Regions from separate parts of the Homo sapiens genome. Here regions 1, 3, 4 and 5 are each linked to region 2. A link is a loop called in an ENCODE intact Hi-C map of the cell type or tissue named here. Cell type or tissue: PC-9. All regions are shown on one strand. Region 1 holds the start of KPNA7 (karyopherin subunit alpha 7). Region 2 overlaps MYH16 (myosin heavy chain 16). Region 3 has its middle 17 kb from the start of KPNA7. Region 4 overlaps SMURF1 (SMAD specific E3 ubiquitin protein ligase 1). Region 5 has its middle 18 kb from the start of SMURF1.

The links. Hi-C counts contacts between places; a loop is a spot of excess contacts. Peaks named below come from ENCODE experiments on the same cell type or tissue, not always from the same donor. Only the 100,000 strongest peaks of a DNase experiment are listed, where the experiment ranks them.
Region 1: it touches region 2 in a loop (5-fold over the local background); 4 of 110 quality-filtered maps call a loop at or near these places.
Region 3: it touches region 2 in a loop (10-fold over the local background); 4 of 110 quality-filtered maps call a loop at or near these places.
Region 4: it touches region 2 in a loop (4-fold over the local background); 4 of 110 quality-filtered maps call a loop at or near these places.
Region 5: it touches region 2 in a loop (10-fold over the local background); 7 of 110 quality-filtered maps call a loop at or near these places.

What each region holds. Positions count from the first base shown.
Region 1 is chr7:99,207,714-99,212,713 of GRCh38, reverse strand. It overlaps KPNA7 (karyopherin subunit alpha 7), which reads left to right and starts at 4,599. Exons shown (of 11, transcript NM_001145715.3): 1 at 4,599-4,686. In PC-9, no CTCF peak of the experiment used is centred here; DNase peaks (open chromatin) are centred at 793, 2,243 and 4,553; H3K4me3 peaks cover 1,299 bases; H3K27ac peaks cover 5,000 bases.
Region 2 is chr7:99,310,541-99,315,540 of GRCh38, reverse strand. It overlaps MYH16 (myosin heavy chain 16), which reads right to left. Exons shown (of 24, transcript NM_001431356.1): 24 at 4,417-4,802. All of the region lies in intron 2 of LOC105375421 (a long non-coding RNA gene), which reads left to right. Among named protein-coding and RNA genes, the nearest start is that of ARPC1A, 13 kb to the left of the region's middle. RefSeq lists silencers at 739-818, 849-938. In PC-9, CTCF peaks have their summits at 2,239 and 2,438 (motif pointing right); a DNase peak (open chromatin) is centred at 2,480.
Region 3 is chr7:99,222,350-99,227,349 of GRCh38, reverse strand. No RefSeq gene overlaps it. Among named protein-coding and RNA genes, the nearest start is that of KPNA7, 17 kb to the right of the region's middle. In PC-9, no CTCF peak of the experiment used is centred here; a DNase peak (open chromatin) is centred at 2,689; H3K4me3 peaks cover 439 bases; H3K27ac peaks cover 3,294 bases.
Region 4 is chr7:99,122,104-99,127,103 of GRCh38, reverse strand. All of the region lies in intron 1 of SMURF1 (SMAD specific E3 ubiquitin protein ligase 1), which reads left to right. Among named protein-coding and RNA genes, the nearest start is that of SMURF1, 20 kb to the left of the region's middle. In PC-9, no CTCF peak of the experiment used is centred here; DNase peaks (open chromatin) are centred at 1,544, 2,233 and 3,163; H3K4me3 peaks cover 1,046 bases; H3K27ac peaks cover 4,058 bases.
Region 5 is chr7:99,159,714-99,164,713 of GRCh38, reverse strand. It overlaps a transcript of KPNA7 not described here. Among named protein-coding and RNA genes, the nearest start is that of SMURF1, 18 kb to the right of the region's middle. In PC-9, no CTCF peak of the experiment used is centred here; a DNase peak (open chromatin) is centred at 2,213; H3K27ac peaks cover 2,775 bases.

The DNA of each region.
Region 1 (5,000 bases), 100 kb after region 2:
CTCACCATTTTGCTGAGGCTGGTCTCAAACTCCTGCCTCAAGCTTCTGCCTTGGCCTCCCAAAGCGTTGAGACTATAGGTGTGAGCCACTGTGCCTGGCCAATTTAGTCTTAAAAAGCAACGCTTCCTTATGGGGCAGAATTTGAGATTACTTAAAAGTAAGCCATGCATGGTGGCTCACTCCTGTAATCCCAGCACTTTGGGGGACCGAGGCGGGTGGGCCACCTGAGGTCAGGAGTTTGAGACCAGCTCAGCAATATGATGAAACCCCATCTCTACCAAAAAAAGAAAAAAAATACAAAAATTAGCTGGGCGTGGTGGCAGGTGCCTGTAATCCCAGCTACGTGGGAGGCTGAGGCAGGAGAATTGCTTGAACCGAGAGGTGGAGGTTGCAGTGAGCTGAGATCGCACCACTGCACTCCAGCCTGGGCTACAAGAATGAAACTCTGTCTCAAAAAAAAAAAAAAAAAAAAAAAAAAAAGGACACATGTGGATCGGACACCAGTGTTTCCTAGCCTGATCTCCCAGTGCTGAGGCTGTCTTGCAATGTTGTTCTCTTCCCTTCCCAGGTATACTGAGTTCTGATGTGTTGCTAGGAGTAAAGCTACCTCGAGCTTGAAGTTGTATTGAAGAAATCTAAAGCCTGAGATAGTCTTAAGCCAACTTGTGTGAGGGCTCCCTGGGCAGCAACCAAAGGACTCTGGATTCACTGAGGTCCCTTTGTCCACATTGGTTGGGGAGGAGGTCAACATGACTCACAATGATTGAGAGCTTCGTGAATGTTTAAACCAGGTGTCACCCTCCACCTCTCTGGCTTTGAGATCGGAGAGTGGGAGAGATTGGTCAATTCCAGGAACTAATTTGCATTTCCCAGGATCAGATTTGCAGACAAGGTATATAGGCTATTCTTTCCCAGGCTGTGGAGGAAACTAATGCTTTAAAGCAGGCAGAGCCACCAGGATCTGAAACCCAGAGGGATGGTGTGGGCTGTTGGTTTCCTCTGCTCTGAGGCTCAGCTGACATGCTCTCCTGTAGCTCCTGTCTTGCTGTGGGTGGCTGGAGCTTGATTTTAGGGACTTGTCCCTGGCGCAGTGACTACTGTTGCCAGCAGTGCCTCTGATACTAACTCTGTTGTTCTATCTCCAACTCCCTCCTTTGTCCTGGTTCTTTGCTAATTCTTCATTCTCTCAGGCCCTAATGTGAGCATCCTCAAGACTCGATCCTTGTTCTGATCTTGCATAGAGCTTGTCTCTCTTCTTACAACATCAGTCTTGGCCCTAAATTACTTTTTTTGAGACAGAGTCTCACTCTGTTGCCCAGGCTGGAGTGTAGTGGCTTGATCTAGGCTCACTGCAACCTCTGCCTCCCAGATTCAAGCGATTCTCCTGCCTCGGCCTCTCAAGTAGTTGGGATTACAGGCACATGTGCCACCACACCTGGCTAATCTTTGTATTTTTAGTAGAGACAGGGTTTTGCCATGTTGGCCAGGTTGGTCTCGAACTCCTGACCTCAGGTGATCCACCCGTCTTGGCCTCCCAAAGTGATGGGATTATAGGCATGAGCCACTGTGCCCAGCCAGCTCTAAATTCTCTGATGCAAATCTCCAAGTTGTCTGCACTGCCCCTTTCAAATTGATATGTCTGAATTAGTCTTTTCTACCAAAACTATTCTTGGCTGCTATTCACTGAAGACAAGAGTCAGTTGACTTTCTTTATCCAATTTTCTCTTTTCTATAATGTAGTCTGGACCATCTCGTATGGTCAGAAACAGATGAATATTACATACCTGTAAGAAATATTCCCTGCTGCCTTGTGAACATTCAAAGTTGGGGCCAGGTGCAGTGGCTCATGCCTCTAATCCCAATGCTTTGGGAGGCTGAGGGGGAGGATTGCTTTAGCCCAGGGGTTTGAAACCAGCCTGGGCAACATAGTGAGATCCCATCTCTACAAAAAATACAAATTAGCCAGCCTTGGTGACTTGTGCCTGTAGTCCTAGCTGCTCAGGAGGCTGAGGCAGGAGGATCACTTGAGCTCAAGAGGTTGAGGCTGCAGTAAGCCATGATTACACTATTTATTGCACTCCAGCCTGGGCAACGGAGCAAGACTGTCTCAAAAGCAAAACAAAAACACAAAAGCAAACTCCCTCCAATTTAAAAAAAGTTCAAACTTGGCCTGATTTGAATAACCACCTCTAACTGAGGGCCAACTCCCTGTCTCGTATCACACAGTACCCTCCCTTGACAAATATTTGAGTACCTACTTTGTCATGTGTTGTGAAAGAGGTAAGAAATCCCTGCCTAAGACACAGTACTGTTACCATGGGGAGTAGGAGGAGAGGAAGTTGGACAAACAAGAAAATATCAGGCAGTGGTTAAAGCTGAGAAGAAAATAAGACTGGGAAGACAGTTAAAAGGGCTTTCAGAGATGTTTAAGCAGAGACTGAATGAAGAGGAGCCAAGTGTGCAGAGATCCTGGGCAGAGCAGCTACTTCAAAGGCCCGAGTACAATGAACCTGGAACACTTGATAATGAAGCCCAGGGGTCTAGAACACAATGATCAAGGAAAGAGTTGTTGGAGGTGAAGTGGGCTGGGGCCAGTGCAGAAAGTGAATTTTCTTCTAAACTCATTGGGTAGCCAGGAGAGTTTTTTTAAGCAGGAGAGTTAGATCAGATTCTCCTTGATTTTTTCTTTTTTTTGTTTGTTTGTTTTGGAGACAGGGTCTGGCTCTGCTGTCCAGGCTGGAGTGCAGTGGTGCAATCGTGGCTCACTGCAGCCTTGACTTCCTGGGCTCCAGAAATCCTCCCACCTCAGCCTCAAGTAGCTGGGACTACAGGTATGTGCCACCATGCCCAGCTTATTTTTATATTTTTTGTAGAGACGGGGGTCTTGCTTTGTTGCCCAAGCTGGTCTTGAACACCTGGCCTTAAGCAAGTCTCCACCTTAACCTCTCAAGTTGTTGAGATTACAGGCATGAGCCACTGTGCCTGACTAATCAGATTTTTTTCTTTTTTTTTTTTTTTTTTTTTTTTTTTTGAGTTGGAGTCTCGCTCTGTTGCCCAGGCTGGAGTGTAGTGGTGCGATCTTGGCTCACGGCAACCTCCGCCCCCTGGGTTCAAGCGATTCTCCTGTCTCAGCCTCCTGAGTAGCTGGGACTACAGGTGCCTGCCACTACGCCTGGCTAATTTTGTACTTTTAGTAGAGACAGGGTTTCGCCATGTTGGTCTGGCTGGTCTCGAACTCCTGACCTCAGGTGATCCACAATCACATGTACTCTGTGCAAAGAACAGATTGGAATAAGGCAATGGGAGAAGCAGGGAGACCAGCTGGAAGGCAACTGCAGTAGTGTGGGTAAGAGGTGATAGTGGTCTGGACTGGGGTGGAGGCAGTCTACTGAAGGATTCTCAGTGACTTGTGCTTGAGACTGTCCTGACCCCATGTGCTGGTGCATTGGGTGTGGGGTTTTCCTGTTGCAGCCTTGGCGGGTCTCCTCACCACCCTGTACATATGCCTGATTTATAACTCCTCAGACACACCGTGTGAAAGCCTTCTTTTCTTTTTCTTTTTGAGACGGAATCTTACTCTGTTGCCCAGGCTCGAGTACAGTGGCGCAATCTCAGCTCACTGCAACCTCCGCCTCCCGGATTCAAGTGATCCTCCTGCTTCAGCCTCCCAAATAGCTGGAATTATAGGTGTCCGCCACCATGCCTGACTAATTTTTGTATTTCTAGTAGAGATGGGGTTTCCCCATGTTGCCCAGGCTGATCTCGAACTCCTGGCCTCAAGTGATCCATCTGCCTCAGCCTTCCAAAGTGCTGGGATTATAGGTGTGAGCCACTGCACCTGGCATGAAAGGCTTCTATATATGACAACCAGCCCATCTGCCTCATTTGAGGACCCAGTTGAAGCCAAAGCACTTTTAAAAGCTTTCCTTTACTGCTATGCCCAGCATTGGTGGTCTTGGTGCTCCCACAGTGTTCACAGCCTACTGAGCTGGTGTGGTGATGCTTATAGAAGCTGACTTCAGGTTCATGCCTGTAATCCCAGCACTTTGGGAGGCTGAGGTGGGTGGATCACAAGGTCAGGAGTTCAAGACCAGCCTGGCCAACGTGGTGAAAAGCCGACTCTACAAAAACAAACAAAACCAAAAATAAGCCAGGTGTGGCCGGGCACGGTGGCTCACGCCTGTAATCCCAGCACTTTGGGAGGCCGAGGTGGGTGGATCACGAGGTCAGGAGATAGAGACCATCCTGGCTAACACGGTGAAACCCCGTCTCTACTAAAAATACAAAAAAATTTGCTGAGCGTGGTGGCAGGTGCCTGTAGTCCCAGCTACTCGGGAGGCTGAGGTAGGAGAATGGCGTGAACCCGGGAGGCGGAGCTTGCAGTGAGCCAAGATTGCGCCACCGCACTCCAGCCTGGGTGACAGAGTGAGACTCTGTCTCAAAAAATAAATAAATAAAATAAATAAAAAGTGAGTCATGTGTGGTGGCTCATGCCTGTAGTCCCAGCTACTCAAGAGGCTGAGGTGGGTGAATCACTTGAGTCCAGGAGGTCAAGGTTGCAGTGAGCCGTGATTGTGCCAATGCACTCCAGCCCGGGTGACAGAGTGAGACTCTGATGCCAACAAGCAGGTCTTGCAGAAATAGGACATGGAGCTGAGAAGTCCAGACTGTTGTTCTTGCTGCCAGGTTGAGCCCAAGGGTTGGGGACGGGGAGTCTGTGCTGTGTATATGGGTTCTAACTCTCACTCAGCTTCTCTGGTCCCAAAAAATAAAAAATGCTGGCTGGGAGCGGTGGCTCATGCCTGTAATCCCAGCACTTTGGGAGGCCGAGGTGGGCGGATCACAAGGTCAGGAGTTCAAGACCAGCCTGGCCAACGTGGTGAAACCCCGTCTCTACTAAAAAGACAAAAATTAGCCGGGCGTGGTGGCAGGCGCCTATAGTCCCAGCTACCTGGGAGGCTGAGGCAGGAGAACCACTTGAACCCGGGAGGCGGAGGTTG
Region 2 (5,000 bases):
CAATCAACACTCACAAGTTCGTTTCATGGGGAGCTTCTGGAAAAAAATGTACTCCTTGATAAAAGGATGGCAAGTTCAGGCCGGGCACGGTGGCTCACGCCTGTAATCCCAGCACTTTGGAGGCCGAGGCAGGCGGATCACAAGGTCAGGAGATCGAGACCATCCTGGCTAACACGGTGAAACCCCGTCTCTACTAAAAATACAAAAAAATTAGCCGGGTGTGGTGGCGGGCGCCTGTAGTCCCAGCTACTCGGCGGGGCTGAGGCAGGAGAATGGCGTGAACCCGGGAGGTGGAGGTTGCAGTGAGCCGAGATCGTGCCACTGCACTCCAGCCTGGGCACAGAGGGAGACTCCGTCTCAAAAAAAAAAAAAAAAAAAAAAAAGAGATGGTAAGTTCTCCGCTCACTGCAAGCTCCGCCTCCTCGGTTCATGCCATTCTCCTGCCTCAGCCTCCTGAGTAGTTGGGACTACAGACACCCGCCACCATGCCTGGCTAGTTTTTTGTATTTTTAGTAGTGACGGGGTTTCACCGCATTAGCCAGGATGGTCTTGATCTCCTGACCTCATGATCCGCCCGCCTCAGCCTCCCAAAGTGCTGGGATTACAAGCATGAACCACAGCACCCAGCCCTTATCTTTTTACTAGCTTAAACATGGCAGGGGAAGATATGATGCCTAACGCTGTTGGCAATCACCTTGACAGGCCCAAGGATGCTGCAGGATGGAAAGGTGGAGACCTGGCGCTTTCACACCGCACTCATTCTGAAACCATCTGCCGGGGCGGGGTGGGGTGTGTGTGTGTGTGAGATTGTTAAATGTCTCTGCCACGTATGCCATTGTTGGCTCAGTGTGCTGCCACCTGCAGCCAAGCACACTCTTAGCTGACACACCCTACCTACCTCCTCCTGCTCTCCCACTCTTCTTCCCACAAGCCCTCTCTCCCCTGGATGCCTAACTCCTACTCACCTTAAGCTTCAGCAGAGACATGACTTCTTCCAGACACATTCCTTTATCCTCCAAGACTGGGCCGAGTGCCTCTCCTGTAGCACCCTGTACCTACTCCTACGGGAGCCTTTCTGATCACCAGACCTAATTCCCATAATGCATTTCTCCCTTTAGTCTGGTTACTTTATTGCTGCCATATTTAAAGTTGGTTTTTAAAAACATCTGTAGGCCAGGCACAGTGGCTCACACCTGTAATCCCACCGCTTTGGGAGGCCGAGGCGGGCGTGTCACCTGAGATCAGGAGTTCAAGACCAGCCTGGGCAACATGGTGAAACTAAATCTCTCTAAAAATCTCTACTAAAAATACAAAAATTAGCCAGGTGTGGTGGTGGGCGCCTGTAATCCCAGCTACTTGGGAGGCTGAGGCTTGAGAATCACTTGGACCTGGGAGGTGGAGGTTGCAGTGAGCTGAGATTGTGCCATTGTACTCCAGCCTGGGCAACAAGAGCAAAACTCCATCTCAAAAAAACAAAAACAAACAAAAAACATCTGTAGAGGGAAGTTTTATGGAAGTATTACTGCAAAGCTACAGAACACATTTTTTATTAGCCTAAGCCAGGGCTCAGGAAGAAGTGGAAAGAAGAGTCCCTTATAATAGCTGACAGGTTCCCTTTTAGCCTTTGATTCAACCATAACTCAAGGTTGACCTTTTCATGACAAATCCCTAGCCGGAGGACAAGTGTTGAAGTCCTACGGAATGCTAGGAGAAACTGGGCAAGTGTCTAATTGCAAAGTCACACTGCCGGGAAAGTGGAACCTGTATCTGTCTGACTTCAGAGGGTACAGATTTGACTTATGTGATTATAGAGGTGAAGGCTGGAGCAAAGTAAGGGCAAAATGCAGGGACATACATTCTCATTCAATATTAAGTGGGACTTTTTGACCATGATCATTAGTCAAAACTGGAATGGGGCCGGGCACAATGGCTCACACCTGTAATCCCAGCACTTTGGGATGCCAAGGTGGGAGAATCACATGAGCCCAGGAGTTAAAAGCTAGTCTGGGCAACATAGTGAGACCCCATCTCTACAAAAAACAAAAAAAATCAGCTGGGTGTGGTGGTGTGCACCTGTAGTCCAAGTTACTTAGGAGGCTGAGATGGGAGGGTCCCTTGAACCTGGGAGATTGAGGCTGCAGTGAGCTATCACACCACTGCACTCCAGTCTGGGCAACAGAGTAAGACCCTGGTTTTGGTTTTGTTTTGTCTCAAAACAAAACTAAAAACTGGAATGGGCTGCCTTTTTTCACTGGGAAGGTTCACGTAGAAGTTGGATTATCATTTCTTTCAGGGATATTATGGGGGGGAATCCCCAGCTGCTTCAGAATTGGTCTAGATGCCCTTTAAATGCCCCTTCCAGCCCTAGAATTTTGTAATACACAATTCTAAGATTCTGTGATTTGGTGTCTCCCGGGAAATCCACACGCAGCAGTTAGAGACCCTGCCACCAGAGGGCAGTGTTATCACATTTGGTCCAATTGCATAGAAGGAACCAAAGTTCCCTCCAGGGCTCCGACTAGAGAACGCCCAGTTGTTTATTTTTTTGAGATAGGGTCTCGCTTTGTCACCTAGGCTGGAGTGCAGTGATGCCATCAGAGCTCACTGCAGCCTCGACCTCCCGGGCTCAAGTGATCCTCCTTCAGGCTCCCAAGTAACCGGGACTACAGGCGTGCACCACCATGGTTGGCTAATTTTTACATTTTTTGTAGAGACAGGGTCTCAATATGTTGCCCAGGTTGGTCTTGAATTCCTGGCCTCAAGTGATCCTCCTGCCTCGGCCCCCCAAAGTTCTGGAATCACAGGAATGAACCACCTTGCCCAGCCGAGAGTGCCAAGTTCAGAACTATCACAGGGGTGATGTGCCCTTTTGTGAAGGTGGAGAGGGACCCACCAAAGAAGTAGTGTTCCTCTCTCCACCACCCCAGACAGTGATTTCTGCCTGCCAACAGATTGGAGAGAGGTCAGAATGCTGGAAGACACGCCATTCCCAGAGAGCCAGTGTGTTCTGAGGGCTGGGAACTGGCAGGGAGCCCTCCCTCATGGCGCTGCCCCCACCACAGCTCTCCAAAGACTAGGAGGGCAAGGAAAGGAAAGGGTCGAGGAGTATTAGAAGATCACAACGGAAACCCTGCCACGGGAGGGAGGGTTGACAGACTCAGGAATGTTCAGCCTAAAGAAGAGAAAAATTGTAGGGACCTATTTTGAGAACTGATTTCCATGAAGGTTGTTCTGTAGGGCTTTGGGTAGAAACACCAGGTCAGCGGCCGGGGCCAGTGGCTCATGCCTGTAATCCCAGCACTTTGGGTGGCTGAGGTGGGGGAATCACCTGAGGTCGGGAGTTTGAGTTCAGCCTGGCCAACATGGTGAAACCCCGTTTCTACTAAAAATACAAAAATTAGCCAGGCATGGTGGTGCATGCCTGTAATCCCAGCTACTTGGGGGGCTGAGGCAGGAGAACCGCTTGAACCCGGGAGGCGGAGGTTGCAGTGAGCCGAGATCGCGCCATTGCACTCCAGCCTGGGTGACAGAGTGAGACTGTCTCAAAAAAATTAAAAAAAGAAAGAAATAGCAGGTCAGCATGCAGATGCCACCGGGGGGCAGGTCTCATCTGGATTGAAGGAAGAACTTTCTGGCAATGTCAGGAAGGACACTACCCTGGGAGGCAGCTCATTCTTTCATTTACTCTATATGTGTTTACTATGTGCACACTTCAGCCCTGGTAGTCTCTAGTTGCTGAGGATATAGTAGTGAACAAAACAGCTAACTGCCTGCCCTCACGGAGCTGACCCACTGGTGTCTGGACATCCTGGGAGATGAGGTGGAACGTGCAGGGGCCATGTGGAGCATTAGCTTGGATGGACTTGACCTGCTCCGGAGATTCCGTAACTTTCTTGGCTTTAAGAAACCTAGTTTGTTTTCATTTCTCTGATACAGACTTTCAAAATTTGGAAAGAACTTCACCAAGACTGTATTGTTTTCATGGTTTCCAGTAGAAGCAAGCCTGTGAATTAGTATATAGGGATGCAACAAAATTTTTTTATATGGCAGTGGTAAAAATTGCCTTTGGATAAGTCTTAGGAAAAGAAAATTTCTCCATTTAAAAACAAGCTCTAAGTCTAGTGTAGTGGCTCATGCCTGTAATCCCAACACTTTGGGATGCTGAGGTGGGAGGATTGCTTGAGCCTAAGAATTCAAGACCTGTCAGGGCAACATAGTGAGAACCCATCTCTAGAAAAATAAAAGCCTGGCATAGCTGCACGTCGGTACTGCTACTGTACTGTACTGGAGGCAGAGGCAGGAAGATTGCCTGTACCCAGGAGTTCAAGGCTGCAGTGAGCCATGATTGTGCCACTGCACTCCAGCCCGAGCCGCAGAGCAAGACTCTAAGAAAGCAAAGAAGCTCCAGTTGGTCTATTTTTTTAATGTTTCTTTTATTTAAGCTATATTGGGACATTAACATTGTCAACATGAGGAATTCTTTGTAGAGAACAGCCGGGTCACAGACATTACATATTCCGTCCTTGACATGACCATGTAGGAACTCAACTGAAACAGATCCATCATTACTGTCATCCAAATGCTTACTGCCGTTCCAGAGAAGCCCCACTCATTTTCATTCCTCTAATGGCGGGTTTTACATTCTCAAGCTCATTTTCCACCATAGCGCTCTTTATTCTTCACCACCTGTCTCTTCCTGGCTTGCACTTTCTTTTGCATAGTAAACATTCTCAGGACAGACCCAGTTTTCCATTTTCATATTTTCTCCCTCTGAATGGACTGCAGTTGAGATCTGTATTACCCTGGAAAGAGAGAGAAAGAGAGATGGTGAGCAAGGTGAGCAAGTCCATGTGGGTCAGAGCTGGGAGCTCTGACATCTTTGCTCCTGTCTTGCTGGAAAGACAGCTCCCTGGGATGCCTAGGAAGCTTCTGCAAAGGCTTCCTTCCTAGTAATGGATACTGTTGAGTTATACCTAGCTTGTTCTGCATGAGGTTTTGAG
Region 3 (5,000 bases), 88 kb after region 2:
CCAAAGTGGTGGGATTACAGGTGTGAACCTCCATGCCTGGCCAGGTCTGTTTTTAATATCTTTAGCAGCAAAGCTTTTAACGGGCAGATTCTTGTGCAGAGTTCTGGTTTGTAAAGAGAAAAAGTGGAGCTCCTCTGGGCAAAGCTGGCGAGGTTAAAATTGAGGTGAAATTTACATTTTTCTCCACCTGATATTAGGATTATGTGTTGTATAAGTCTTTAAGCTCAATTGTTTGCAATCGTACGATGATCCCCATCCCATCCCCTCCTGGGCACTTTCAGGGCAGTGTCCAGAGATTGGGGAGAGGCTGCTGGTGGGAGCCGTCACCTGGCAGCCAGGGCCTGGATCCCATCTATGGGCCACCCTCCCAAGCCTGGGTCCCGAGGTGCTTCTTGCTTATTCCCATGTGATCAGCACGCTCTGGCTGATGGGGGCAGAGGCTGGTGAGAAGAAACGGGCCCCCTGCCCCACAGTGATTTTGGGAAGGTCTGTTCTCTGGCAGGAGGTTATCTTTCTGTCCTAGTCCAGGTCCCAGCAGGAAAGAGCACACTCCAGTGGGGCCACTGCAGAGCGTTTGTTTATTTGTCTGTTTATGAGAGACAGGGTCTTGCTCTGTCACCCAGGCTGGAATGTAGTGGTGCCATCATAGCTCAATGCAGCCTCAATCGCTTGAGCTCAAGTGATCCTCCCGCCTCACACAGCCCCACAAGTAGCTGGGACTACAGGCAGGCACCACCATGCCAGGCTGATTATTTTTTTATTTTTGAGACGGAGTCTTGTCTTGCTCTGTCACCCAGGCTGGAGTGCAGCGGCGTGATCTCAGCTCATTGCAAACTCCGCCTCCTGGGTTCAAGCGATTCTCCTGCCTCAGCCTCCTGAGTAGCTGAGATGACAATCGCCTGCCACCACACCCAGCTAATTTTTGTATTTTTAGTAGAGACGGGGTTTCACTGTGTTGGCCAGGCTGGTGTTGAACTCCTGACCTCATGATCCACATCCACTTGCCTCGGCCTCCCAAAGTGCTGGGATTACGAGCGTGAACCACTGCGCCTGGCCCAGGCTGATTATTTTTATTTTTATTTCTTTAGAGATGGAGGTCAATCTTGCTATGTTGCCCAGGCTGGTCTCGAACTCCTGGGCTTAAGCAATCCGCCCGCCTTGGCCTCCCAAAGTGCTGGGATTACAGGCGTGAGCCGTGGTGCCTGGCCTCACTGCATAGGGTTTAATGAAGAGACAATTTACTGAGGTGGGGCAGAGTTCAAGAAAGACAATAGGTACAGTAAAGCACCGCCTGCTCAGGCCATAGGGGAAGCCCCTGCACCCTGGATGTGGCTGTGGGAGAAGCGTTGGCCCCCAGGGGCACGGAGCAACTCCAGGGGGACAGTGCAACTGCCGCCCGACCAGACCCAGCAGGGCCGGGGGTGCATTCACCTCTCCCCTCCTGCGCACCCATCTCCTCTCAGCATCTCCTGTGGCCAAACCCAACCAGAGCCAGAAAGTAGGAACCCAGGCAGGTACCTGGGGGGTCAGCCTCCTGGACCCAGGATGGGGTGGAAAAGGATGGCAGGTGGATCTGGAGCAAAGGAAGCCATCAGCTCCTGGCCCCGTGCAGCAAGAGCTGCCCCTTGGTCTCTTGTGGTTTGAGCTTCTCATGAGGGTGGGGAGGTTTAATGGTTAATATTCCAGAAAGTTCCATCTCAGATAATGTTGCTTCTCCAGCCTGGGCAATATAACAAGACTCTGTCTCTACAAAAATAAAAAAATAATAAGCTGGGCGTGGTGGCGGGCACCTGTAATCCCAGCTACTCGGGAGGCTGAGGCAGGGGAGCTTGAGGCTACAGTGAGCCGTCTTCACACTACTGCACTTCCAGCCTGGGTGACAGAGTGAGACTCTGTCTCTACAATAAAATAGTCCAGGCGCTGTGGCTCATGCCTGTAATCCCAGCACTTTGGAAGGCCAAGGCGGGTGGATCACCTGAAGTCAGGAGCTCAAGACCAGCCTGGCCAACATGGTGAAACCCCATCTCTACTACAAATACAAAAATTAGCCGGGTGTGGTGGCGGGTGCTGTAATCCCAGCTACTCAGGAGGCTGAGGCAGGAGAATCGCTTGAACCCAGGAGGTGGATCTTGCAGTGAGCTGAGATGCCAGCACTGCACTCCAGCCTGGGTGGCAGAGCCAGACTCCATCTCAAAACAAAATAAACAGATGAAAGAAAGAAAGAAAAAGAGCGAGAGGGAAGGAAGGAAGGAAGGAGGGAAGGAAGGAGAAAGAAAGGAAAGAAAGAGGAAGGAAGGAAGGAAGGAAAAAGAGAAAGAAAGAAAAGAAAGAAAGAAGAAAGAAAGAAAAGAAAGAAAGAGAAAGAAAGAAAGAAGGAAGAGGGAGTTTGCTTTGGGGAAGGCCTCAGGTTAATTTTCAGGTGGCTAGCACTGCCCAAGAGTGAGTGGGCACACAGAGTGCCCTGCCTTTAAAAATGCAGCAAGAAGCGCATTGGATGGAATCATTGGCTCATGGTATCTGGAGAAAGTTTAATGGGTTTTTCTATAGAAATCAAGCGGGCTTAAATCCTCTGGCTGAAAAAAATTCCCCAGAGTCATGGGTTGGCATTGGCACAACAATAAAAACAGACGTCCCCGGAGTCCAAAATCTAATTTTGATCCTTCCAATAGCCTGGGCAGGCGGGTGGGGCAGATGAGTAATGGTCTCTTTTCAGCAGGTGAGCAAATGGGCTCGGAGGGGTGAAGCAGTTTGCCCAAAGATAACACAATGAGTCAGCATCTGAGACATGGCTCCGTTTCTCTCTTTTTTTTTTTTTTTGAGATGCAGTTTCACTCTTGTCACCCAGGTTGGAGTGCAATGGCGCAATCTCGGCTCACTGCAACCTCCTCCTCCTGGGTTCAAGCGATTCTCCTGCCTCAGCCTCCTGAGTAGCTGGAACACCAGGCACATGCCACCATGGCTGGCTAATTTTTTGTGTTTTTAGTAGAGACAGGGTTTCACAGTGTTAGCCAGGCTGGTGTCGAACTCCTGACCTCGTGATCTGCCTGCCTCGGCCTCCCAAGGCGCTTGGATTACAGGCATGAGTCGCTGCGCCTGGCCCTAAATCCCGTTGTTAGAAGAATTAAATGAGTTCATATATGTGAAGTGCCTAGCACCTATTAGATGATGAAGACATATTTATTGAATGAATGATAGCCAGATCTCTGGGATGGGAACGATGACTCCCAAGCACCGTGCTCCATTTGGGGAGTGGTGGAGATGGAGACGTTCTTGGCATGCACATCCAGAAACCCCCGGACTTGACACATGCAGAGGGCTTGGTCCCTGCCCCCCAGACAGCCAGATTTAGGAAATAGGCCCCTAAGTTCCAATCTCTCCCCTCCCTTTTCCTCTTTCATTCTTTTCTTGGTTTCTTGTCGAGTTCTGTGACGGTAGGTGAGCATCACAAAATGCCCCATGAGCTGCATGGCTGTGGGTAAGTAGTCACTTTGCCTCCACATTTCCATCCTTCCTCCCTCCCCCGCTCCCTCCCTCCCCTCCCTCCCTCGCTCCCTCCCTCCCTTCCTTCCTTCCTCCTTTCTTTCCTGCTTGCTTTCTTGCTTGCTTTCCTTCCTTCCTTTTTTTCCCCTTCCTCCCTCTTTCTCTTTCTTTCTTTTTTTTTTTTTTTTTGAGATGGGGTCTCGCTCTGTCATCCAGGCTGGAGAGCAGTGGTGCGATCTTGGCTCACTGCGAGCTCCTCCTGCCGGGTTCGTGACATTCTCCTGTTTCAGCCTCCCAAGTAGCTGGGACTACAGGCGCCTGCCACCATGCCTGGCTAATTTTTTTGTATTTTTAGTAGAAACGGGGTGTCACTATGTTAGCCAGGCTGGTCTCCATCTGACCTCGTGATCTGCCTGCCTTGGCCTCCCAAAGTGCTGGGATTACAGGCGTGAGCCACCGTGCCCGCCCTTCCTTCCTTCCTTCCTTCCTTCCTTCCTTCCTTCCTTCCTTCCTTCCTTCCTTCCTCCCTCCCTCCCTCCCTCCCTTCCTTCCTCTTTCCCTCCCTCTCCCTCTCCTCTTTCTTTTCTTCTCTCTCTCTCTTCTTTTTTTTTGAGACAGGGTCTTACTCTGTCACCCAGGCTGGAGTGCAGTGGTACGATCAAAGCTCACTGCAGCCTCAACCTCCTGGGCTCAAGCCATCCTGCCACCTCAGCCTCCCAAGTAGCTGGGACTACAGGCACGTGCCACCATACCCAGCTAATTTTTTTTTTTTGTAGTGACGTGGTCTCAAACCCCTGGGCTCAAGTGATCCCCCTGCCTTGGCCTCCCAAAGTGCTAGGATTACAGGTGTGAGCCACCATGCCCAGCCCATACAATGGAATATTTAAAAAACTGAGGATGTAAATGTATATATATTTTTAAGGTTCTAGAACAGCTTAACCCCTTTTTTGCAAAATAGGTGCTTCTCTGATCACCAAGATAAGATCAGATCAGATCACGGTGAGTTTATCTGGGTGGTGGGATTTCAGGTGATTTTTTTTTTTTTTTTTGAGACGGAGTCTCACTCTGTCCCCCAGGCTGGAGTGCGGTGGCGCTATCTCGGCTCACTGCAAGCTCCGCCTCCCGGGTTCACGCCATTCTCCTGCCTCAGCCTCCCGAGTAGCTGGGACTACAGGCACCCGCCACCTCGCCCGGCTAATTTTTTGTATTTTTAGTAGAGACGGAGTTTCACCGTGTTAGCCAGGATGGTCTCAATTTCCTGACCTCGTGATCCACCCGCCTCGGCCTCCCAAAGTGCTGGGATTACAGGCATGAGCCACCGCGCCCGGCCCAGGTGATTTTTTTAAACCTTCTTTACATTTATAAGTGTTGCCTGAAGTTTTTTTTTTAGTGAATGAGAATGACTGTTTTTAATCTGAAATCATAATTAGTATTATTTTTGAGACAAGGTCTCCCTTTGTCTCCCAGGCTGGAGTGCAGTGGCATGGTCACAACTCACTGTAGCCTTTACCTCCCAGGCT
Region 4 (5,000 bases), 190 kb after region 2:
TGTCCCACTTCGGGGCTGAAGCACTAGGAACCTCCAGCTCTGCCACAGAAGCTGTGTGTCATGTGGTGGAGCCTCTATCAGCCTAGATCCCTGAGTGATTACGTGAAGCCGAAGCTGGCCCTTCCCCCCGGCCCCTGCTCAGACCCAACCTATGCTGAACACGTAGTTGAGCAAGAAATAAACTTCTGTTATGTTAATTTGTTTCTACATCACACAGCTCCTCTTGATATAGCTGATTTCTTTTTAATAGCTGTGAAATTCATAACACTTTGAATGAACCCAGTTCAGATGATCAAATGCTTAAGAACAAAAAAGCATCTAATTAAAGAATAATAACTTTAAATATACAAATATCAGATCAATGCATCTTATCCCAATGTGTTGCCACGCAAATATCTGTATACATAATTTCTAATTAAACTTTTTAATTTTTTTAAATTTATTTTTCTGAGATGGCGTCTCGCTCTGTCGCCCAGGCTGGAGTGCAATGGCGCAATCTCAGCTCACTGCAACCTCCATCTCCTGGGTTCAAGCAATTCTCCTGCCTCAACCTCCGAGTAGCTGGGACTACAGGCACATGCCACCACGCCCGGCTGATCTTTACATTTTTAATAGAGACAGGGTTTCACCATGTTGGCCAGGCTGGTCTCGAACATCTGACCTCGTGATCCGCCTGCCTCAGCCAACCAAAGTGCTGGGATTACAGGCGTGAACCACTGCACCCAGCCCAGCCCATAATTAAAAAAAAAAAAAAAGGAATATATGCTTATTGAAAAGTATAAAGAAGAAATAAGTACTTTATTATTTGAAATGAGGCTTGATTCTTTAATATTAAGGCTTATAATTTTTGCATTAGAATTTGATATTAATTTTCTCGTCATTCTAAAGGAAGATAAATACCAACGCCATACATGCTCGCTGTTCTCATTGAATACTACAGTCAATAGAGAGGAGTATTGAAAAAGACTGTCTCTACCAGAAACTTAACAGCCATAGGGAAATGGTACATTCGCTAGAAACAGTTAAGTAACAATACAAAGCGCCCCTGAGTCTAGTTGCTGGGGAGGCCAAATGTGAACTGGCTCTAGAAAGATCTGGGTGGGCTGAGAGACCATGTGGTAATAGCATAAGCGAAGACAGAGTGGACATGAGTCTGGCTGCTTTGCAGGTCAGACGGACAGAAGAGGTGCCAGGCAGGTAGAGGGAAGAGAGGACACTTGGCTTCTGTAGAAGTCGTGAGTTGTCGGGGAGATTGGATCAGGAAATGAGATGATAAATTGTAATTTTATAGGCCTGCTGGGTAGAAAGTAGGGACTTTTCCTTTCATGCCCTGAGGATAGCATGGGATCCAGGGACTGGAGTAGCATGGTAACTAAGGGCCAGGTGCTGGAGGCAAGTGGCCTGGGTTCCAGTCCTGGCTTTGCCACCTTCTAGCCGTGGAAAGTGCCAGCAGGGTGCACGGGTAAGTGTATAGGTAATGTGAGCTGTGATGATGACTGCTGTTGTGCTACTTGGGAAGGAACCTGGTGACACAGAGCGACACCTAATGAGGGAATAGATTAGGCCCCATTCACAAAGTGTGTTACTGTGTTTACACAAATGCTGGATGATAGTCTTTCTAGGATGTTTCATAAGCACTCCTTTATTGGGCCCAAAGTTTAGACTAAGTGCTTTACAAAGGTTCTTTAAAACAAAAACAAAAACAGAAACATTTATTGGCTGGGCACAGTGGCTCATGCCTGTAATCCCAGCACTGTGGGAGGCCAAGGTGGGAGGATGGCTTGAACCCAGGAGCTCAAGACCAGCTGGGGCAACATAGTGAGAACCTCCCATCTTTTAAAAAAACAAAAACAAAAAATTAGCCAGGCATGGTGGTGCATGCTTGTAGTTCCAGCTACTTGGGAGGCTGAGGCAGGAGGATCTCTTGAACCCAGGAGTTTGAGGCTGCAGTGAGCCATGATGGTGCTTCTGAACTCCAGCCTGGACAACAGAGTAAGACCCTGTCTCGAATGAATGAATGAATGAATGAATGAATGAATGAATGAAAATTTTTATTGAATAACTACTATGCTCTAGGTTGTCTGGCAAGTGGAGTACTGGATATAATAAACAGGGTAGAGACCAGAGGAAGTAAATACTGTTTATCCATTCTGTACATGGTTACTAAGTTAATGTCAGGTTTCTATTTGGCCCTTGAAAAACCACTCCAAGTAGGTGAGAAGTGTCTGTAAGTAAGTTAAATTTTTGTATGATGACGGATGTCTTGATAAAGCGCAGTGGCATTCAGAGGGAAGTTTAGTTGGCCCTGCCCTGGATGTCCTTGCTTTAGTATCTTGCTGCTTTATTGTAACATGCTTTCTTAAAACCTTCTTAGAAGTACTAGTTGGATCCCAACTGTGGCTCCTCCAGTCAATGGTAAGTTAGTATTTGTGTAGTGACTTTTTTTTTTTTCCTTTTTGACACTGGACCTACTTCCATTTACAGTCAGATACTGCTTAAAACCTTTTTGTGGGCAAAGTAGGTCAAACCTAAAGTGCACAGAAGGGAACTGTTCAGGTAGAGAGGCAGATTCTGTAGAAGCGCCTGTCCCGTTTTCCCTTCCCTGCCGTTGGATCACTTTTGCTAGAGCTGTGCAGCCTTCATGCCCAAAGCTTGGAGTCTCTCCAAAAGTATTCTAGAATGAGATTCTGCCAAGTGCTAGCATTAAAGCTTCAGTATTGGGACTTTGGAGTGCCCCTTCTGCCCTTTGGCCTTTTTAAATGGAAACTGGGCGAGGCTGGTAAGCTATACCTTACTATTCTAAGGTGACCACCACTTGGAGTGTGGGTTTAAGACTGCTGCCAACCTGGATTTCCAGTACAGCTCTGCTGCTTGCTAGTGGGGTGACTTTGGACAATAATAATAAAGCTATTTGTCAATTATTGAAGCTCTTTACTATTTGCCAGGCAGCAATGAGGCCAAGCACTTTTCATGAGTTGTATTTCCTCCTCTTGATAAACTCACAAGATAGGTCGTATTCTTGTCCCTATTTTTGAGACGGTGAGATGCAATGGAGTCAGCCAACCCAGTTCCACCACATACCAGTAGCCTTGGCCAAATCATGTGCTTCATCTTTAAGCCTCAGACAAGACCTACCCCATCAGGTTGTTGTTGCAAGGAACAAGTGAAGTAACCTGGCACCCAGCTGTTGCCCAGCACATGTTAGGGGCTGACTTGCCTAAGGCTGCACTGAGAGTATTTTGCAAGTGGACTAAAGTTGAACTGCTTTGGGAAGATATTTGGCTTCTTACTTTGTAAGTTGGAGTAAAGATTGTTTCTAAATCTAGTTCTTTTCCTTTTTGTCTCTAGATTAAACTCTTACTATATCATTCAGTTAGGAGCTCTCATGTTTAGCCAACGTTCTCAGAAAGTGATCAGTTCAAGGGCTGTGGCATGGAGGGGAAGTGATGCAAGCTTTATTATGATACAGATGAGTAACCATATAAAATGGAAAATAATATTTGTTCTCCCCACATTCCCATCCCCTCTTACCAACCTAATATTTATCTATCTATCTATTTTGAAATATTTGAGGCAGAGTCTCTCTCTGTCACCCAGGCTAGAGTGCAGCGGTGCAATCATAGCTCACTATAGCCTCAACCTCCTGGGCTCAAGCAGATCCTCCCACGTTGGCCTCCTGAGTAGCTGGGACTACAGGTGTGCACTACCATGCCCGGCTAATTGTTTAATTTTTTATAGAGACAGGGTCTCACAATGTTGCCCAGGCTGGTCTCGAACTCCTGGTCTCTAGTGATCCTCTCAGCCTCCCAAAGTGCTGGAATTACAGGCGTAAGCCACCACGCCCTGGCCATAATATTTATTTTTTTATTGCCATTTATAACTTGGCTTACACTGCTACTGGCTATTTACTAAAAATCAGAGCAAACTTTGCCTTATTATTATGTATTGCATATATATTTTTGAAAGGTCACTCTTGCAGTTTTACTAAAAAAAAAATAAATAAAAGTTTCAGTGAATTCCGGAAGTTTGGGAATTCTCGGTTTACGCTAGCCCTGTCCTGTGTTTCTGTTTGGCTCTGTCCTCAGGCCTTGCCACCATTTTCTCTCGGTGAAAGAACTTGGCTTCACATTCTGTTCAGTTTCATGAACCTGCCTGTCACTTTGAGGCAGCGTTTGGGATTCTGCTTCATTAGCCTTTGAACTCATGAACCAAGTTGAGAGGATTTGCTACTATAGACAATTATTTGATCTTCGAGATATTTTGAACAGTTCCCAAGTGCAACACCAGTGGTTGTCCAAAAGACACAGAGAAGTGATGTGAAATTTTAATTATGTAAAAAAAAAAAAAAAAAAAAAAAAGAAAGAAAGAAAAAAGCCCTGTGGCATGGTTGATGTCAGTGCTATGGAGTGAGCCTTTTAGTAGTGCGGTCAAGGACACTACTTTTTTTTTTTTTTTTTTTTGACACGGAATCTCGCTCTGTCACCCAGGCTGGAGTGCAATGGTGCCATCTTGACTCACTGCAACATCTGCCTCCCAGGTTCAAGCAATTCTTCTGCCTCAGCCTCCCAAGTAGCTGGGATTACAGGCGCCCGCCACCACACCTGGCTAATTTTGTATTTTTTAGTAGAGATGAGGTTTCATCATGTTGGCCAGGCTGGTCTTGAACTCCTGACCTTGGGTGATCCACCTGCCTTGGCCTCCCAAAGTGCTGAGATTACAGGTGTGAGCCACTGCGCCCGGCCTTTTTTTTTCTTCTTCTTCTTCTTTTTTTTTTTTGAGACAGAGTCTCACTCTATTGCCCAGGCTGGAGTGCGGTGGCCCGATCTCGGCTTACTGCAACCTCTGCCTCCCGGGTTCAAGCGATTCTCCTGCCTCAGCCTCCTGAGTAACTGGGATCACAGGCATGCGCCACCATGCCCAGATAATTTTGTATTTTTAGTAGAGATGGGGTTTCACCATGTTGCCCAGGCTGGCCTCGAACTCTTGACCTCAGATGATCC
Region 5 (5,000 bases), 150 kb after region 2:
TACCTGCATCCTGCCTCTCCAGGCCTCCTTTTTGGTCTTAGGTGCTCTCCCATACTCTTTCGAGAAATTTTTTTTTTTTTTAAATTCTTTAAGTTTTAGGGTACATGTGCACAATGTGCAGGTTAGTTACATATGTATACATGTGCCATGGTGTGCTGCACCCATTAACTCGTCATTTACATTAGGTATACCTCCTAATGCTATCCCTCCCCCTACCCCTACCCCACAACAGTCCCCGGAGTGTGATGTTCCCCTTCCTGTGTCCATGTGTTCTCATTGTTCAATTCCCACCTATGAGTGAGAACATGAGGTGTTTGGTTTTTTGTCCTTGCCATAGTTTGCTGAGAATGATGGTTTCTAGTTTCATCCATGTCCCTACAAAGGACATGAACTCTTCATTTTTTATGGCTGCATAGTATTCCATGGTGTATATGTGCCACATTTTCTTAATCCAGTCTATCATTGTTGGACATTTGGGTTGGTTCCAAGTCTTTGCTATTGTGAATAGTGCCGCAATAAACATACATGTGCATGTGTCTTTATAGCAGCATGATTTATAATCCTTTGGGTATATACCCAGTAATGGGATGGCTGGGTCAAATGGTATTTCCAGTTCTAGATCCCTGAGGAATCACCACACTGACTTCCACAATGGTTGAACTAGTTTACAGTACCACCAACAGTGTAAAAGTGTTCCTATTTCTCCACATCCTCTCTAGCACCTATTGTTTCCTGACTTTTTAATGATCACCATTCTAACTGGTGTGAGATGGTATCTCATTGTGGTTTTGATTTGCATTTTCGAGAAATTCTTTTTAAGTAGCCAGAGTAGGTTCCTGTTGCTTGAGACTGAGGGATCTTAAGTGATGCCCATGAGGAGTAGAAAATGATACCGTAACTCGAGACATTATTTAAATCCAAAAGATTAAGTCCCATTCTGTCAAAATAGAGACAGTATATAACATTTGAATTTTTACATTAAATAATGTTAAATAGGTAATATTTGTTATATATAAAATACACACTAGGCCAGGCGTGGTGGCTTATACCTATAATCCCAGCACTTTGGGAGGCTGAGGTGGGAGAATCACTTGAGGCCATGAGTTCAAGACCAGCCTGGGCAACACAGCATGACTCCATCTCTATAAAAATAAAAAATTAGCTGGGCATGGTAGTGAGGATCTGTAGCCCCAGCTACTCAGGAGGCTGAGGTAGAAGGGCCACTTGAACCCAGGAGTTCAAGGTTACAGTGAGCTACAATTGCACCACTGCACTCCAGCCTGGGCAACAAAGTGAGACCCTGTCTCAAAAAAAAAAAAAAAAAAAAAAATATATATATATATATATATATATACACACACTCATATTTATAGTGCATATATAAAATATGTATATTATATATAAATATATTACAAATTTAATATATTTGTAATTGAAAAAACATATTGAAAAAATGGTCCTATGACTTCAATACAATAATTTTTGTTTGCATTTCTTTTCTAGGTTGAATTTACATACACTTTTTTTTTTCTGAGGCAGAGTTTTGCTCTTGCTGCCCAGGCTGGAGTGCAGTCACGCAGTCTCGGCTCACTGCAACCTCCGCCTCCCAGGTTCAAGTGATCCTCCTGCCTCAGCTTCCCGAGTAGCTGGGATTATAGGAGTGTGCCACCACATCCAGCTAATTTTTGTATTTTTAGTAGAGCTAGGGTTTCTCCATGTTGATCAGGCTGGTCTTGAACTCCCGACCTCAGTTGATCTGCCTGTGTCAGCCTCCCAAAGTGTTGGGATTACAGGCGTGAGCTACCGTGTCCAGCCTTACATATACTTTTTTTCAAAGAATCTGATTGGAATACAGATTCTTTTTCAACATCTTAAAGCATTTTTCCCCCTATTCGTAGATTGTAGTTGAAGGGAGGTGGAAAGGTGAGATGGTTTACAAAGATAGGTCTTTGAGAAAAAATTTTTTTAATTAAAAGAGCTGGAAGCCCTGTTGAGCTTAGTCACTGTTGTCCGAGTGATCTAACCTTGTTGGCTCAAAATACTGTCAACCTCTTTTTTTCCTTCTCTTTGCATGACAAAGCAGCCTTTGTAGTTTGAAGATACTAATACTGACTTGCCTAGCAAGGTTTAAAAAAAGGAGCAATTTGCCTTTGGTATATGGTCTGGGTGCAAAGAGATGGTGTTAGTCACCTTCTGGCTGGGTGCCCACCTGCTTAGACTCGGGGAGTTGGGACGACTGGTGAGGCAACAAAGAGGAAGGAAGGTGTGAATGGCTATAGGTTGGTTTACGGTGTGAACACTGAACTGGAACAACTTTGACCTTTTGCATTTGCCCAGAAATTGTAATGTACCTCAAAGAATGCAATTCTCAGCTGGGCATGGTGGCTCATGCCTGTAATCCCAGCACTTTGGGAGGCCAAGGCAGGTAGATCACCTGAGGTCAGGAGTTCAAGACCAGCCTGGCCAACATAGTGAGACCCTGTCTCTGCTAAAAATACAAAATTAGCTGGGTATGGTGGCACATGCCTGTAATCCCAGTTACTCGGGAGGCAAGGTTGGAGAATCACTTGAACCCAGGAGGTGGAGGTTGTAGTGAGCTGAGATTGCACCACTGCACTCCAGCCTGGGCAACAAGAGCAAAACTCAATCTCAAAAAAAAAAAAAAAAAAAAAAAAATTGCAATCTTGGTTAGCCATGCACACTGCGTAACTTATCTGCTGTTTTTTCCTGAAACATGGACTGTGTTAATGATAATGGCATGCATTATAAGGCAGCACAGTTTGCTTTAAGGCATAAAAGAATAACTTGGAGCCATGAGCCCTGGGGTCAGTTCTACTCTTTTTCTAAATAGCCTAAGCCTGGACATGTCATGTAATTTCACTGTTAAGTGCCTCATTTGTGGATTCTTTTCTGTCAATTCCTTTGGGCTTCAGTTTTTTTCATCTGTAAAAGAAGGGGTTCAAGTGTCAAACAAGGCGATGCAAAAATGGTTATCCTCAATTTCCAAGTAAACTGGAGCTCATAAGGTTAGCCAACTTGCCCTTCATCTTTCAGTAAGTGGCAGACAGGGAATCACTAATAACTAATTCAAAGCCTCATGAATTAGTTACTTGCTATATAACAAATTTCCCAGAAACTTAACAGCTTAAAAAAATTATTATACAGAGTTTCTGTAAGGCAAGAATCTGGGGGACAATTTAGATGGTTCTGGCTCTCAAGGTCTTTTATGAGGTTGGACTTAAGCTGTCAGCCAGAATTGTGGTCTCATTTGAAGACTCAACTGGGAGAGGACCTACTTACAATGGTAGTATGTGGTAGTTAGAGGGTTTCAGTTCTTCAGTGGCTGATGGCTGGATATTTCAGTTCTACGCTACACAGGCTTTCCCTTGGGCTTCCTGAATCTCCAATAACAGGGAAGTTTGCTTCTCCCAGAGCAAGTGATCAGAGAGAGAGAGAGAGAGAGAGAGAGAGAGAGAGAGAGAGAGAGAGAGTTTGTGTACATGGGAGACAGAATCCCCAAGACAGAAGCCATGGTCCTTTATAACCTAATCTTAGAAGGCATGGTGGCTCACGCCTGTAATCCCAGAACTTTGAGAGGCTGAGGTGAGCACGTCACTTGAGGTTAGGAGCTCGAGACCAACCTGGTAAACATGGTGAAACCCTGTCTTTACTAAAATATACGAAAATAAGCCAGGTGTGGTGGCACATGCCTGTAGTCCCAGCTACTCGGGAGGCTGAGGCAGGAGGATAGCTTGAACCTGGGAGGTTGCAGTGAGCTGACATCATGTGACTGCACTCCAGTCTGGGTGACAGAGAAAGACTCTGTCTCAAAAAAAAAAGGTGGCATACAATCACTCTGCTATACGATAACCTTGTAGGATGTGGGAGGAGCTATGCAGAGGTGTGAAGACCAGAAGACAGAGGTCATTGGGAACCATCTTGGAGGCTGGCTTCCCTACTCATCCACTCCACCCTGGAGTGGATCATTTGTTCTCATTTGAAAAGACATCATTTAAATGATAACCTAGGGCCACTGAAGTCTCAGCAAAGAAATAGAAGAGAATCAAATGTAAGTGTTAGAACTGACAAATACTATAACTGGAATTTAAAATTTACTGGATGATGGCTGGGTGCAGTGACTCAAACCTGAATCCCAGCACTTTGGGAGGCCAAGGCAGGAGGATTGCTTGAGCCTAGGAGTTCAAAACCCACCTGGGCAACATAGCGAGACCCTGTCCCTAAAATAAATAAAATTTACTGGATGGGCTTAACAGCAGAATGGAGGAGACAGGAAAGAATCCATGAAGTTGAATATAAAACAATAGGAAGCTGCAATTAAACCCCTAGATGCAACTACCAATTTATAAGAAATACAAAAGACAGAGGAGAGGCCGGGTGCGTGGCTCACGCCTGTAATCCCAGCACTTTGGGAGGCCGAGGCGGGCGGATCACGAGGTCAGGAGATTGAGACCATCCTGGCTAACACGGTGAAACCCCGTCTCTACTAAAAATACAAAAAAAATTAGCCTAGCATGGTGGCGGGCACCTGTAGTCCCAGCTACTCAGGAGGCTGAGGCAGGAGAATGACGTGAACCTGGGAGGCGGAGCTTGCAGTGAGCCAGGATCGTACCACTGCACTCCAACCTGGGCAACAGAGCGAGACACTGTCTCAAAAAAAAAAAAAAAAAAAAAAAAACAAAAACAACAGAGGAGAAACACTAAGCTACACTTCAGAAAAGCAAGCAGCAGACTCCAGACCATGAGAAATCCTGCAGACAAGCTACTTCTTTCCTTCTCTTAATAAATTCCAACTAAAAAATTGCTTGGGGGGAACTTATAAATTTAGACTTAAATGACGTATTGACTAACCAGAGTGGGCCTCATTTGTATTCTGATACCACCAAACAATTGAGAAAATAAAACACATATGACATTTATGAGACAATTGGAAACTTGAGCATTGAATGGAGGTTTGATGATAAAGAATGATTGGCTGTTTT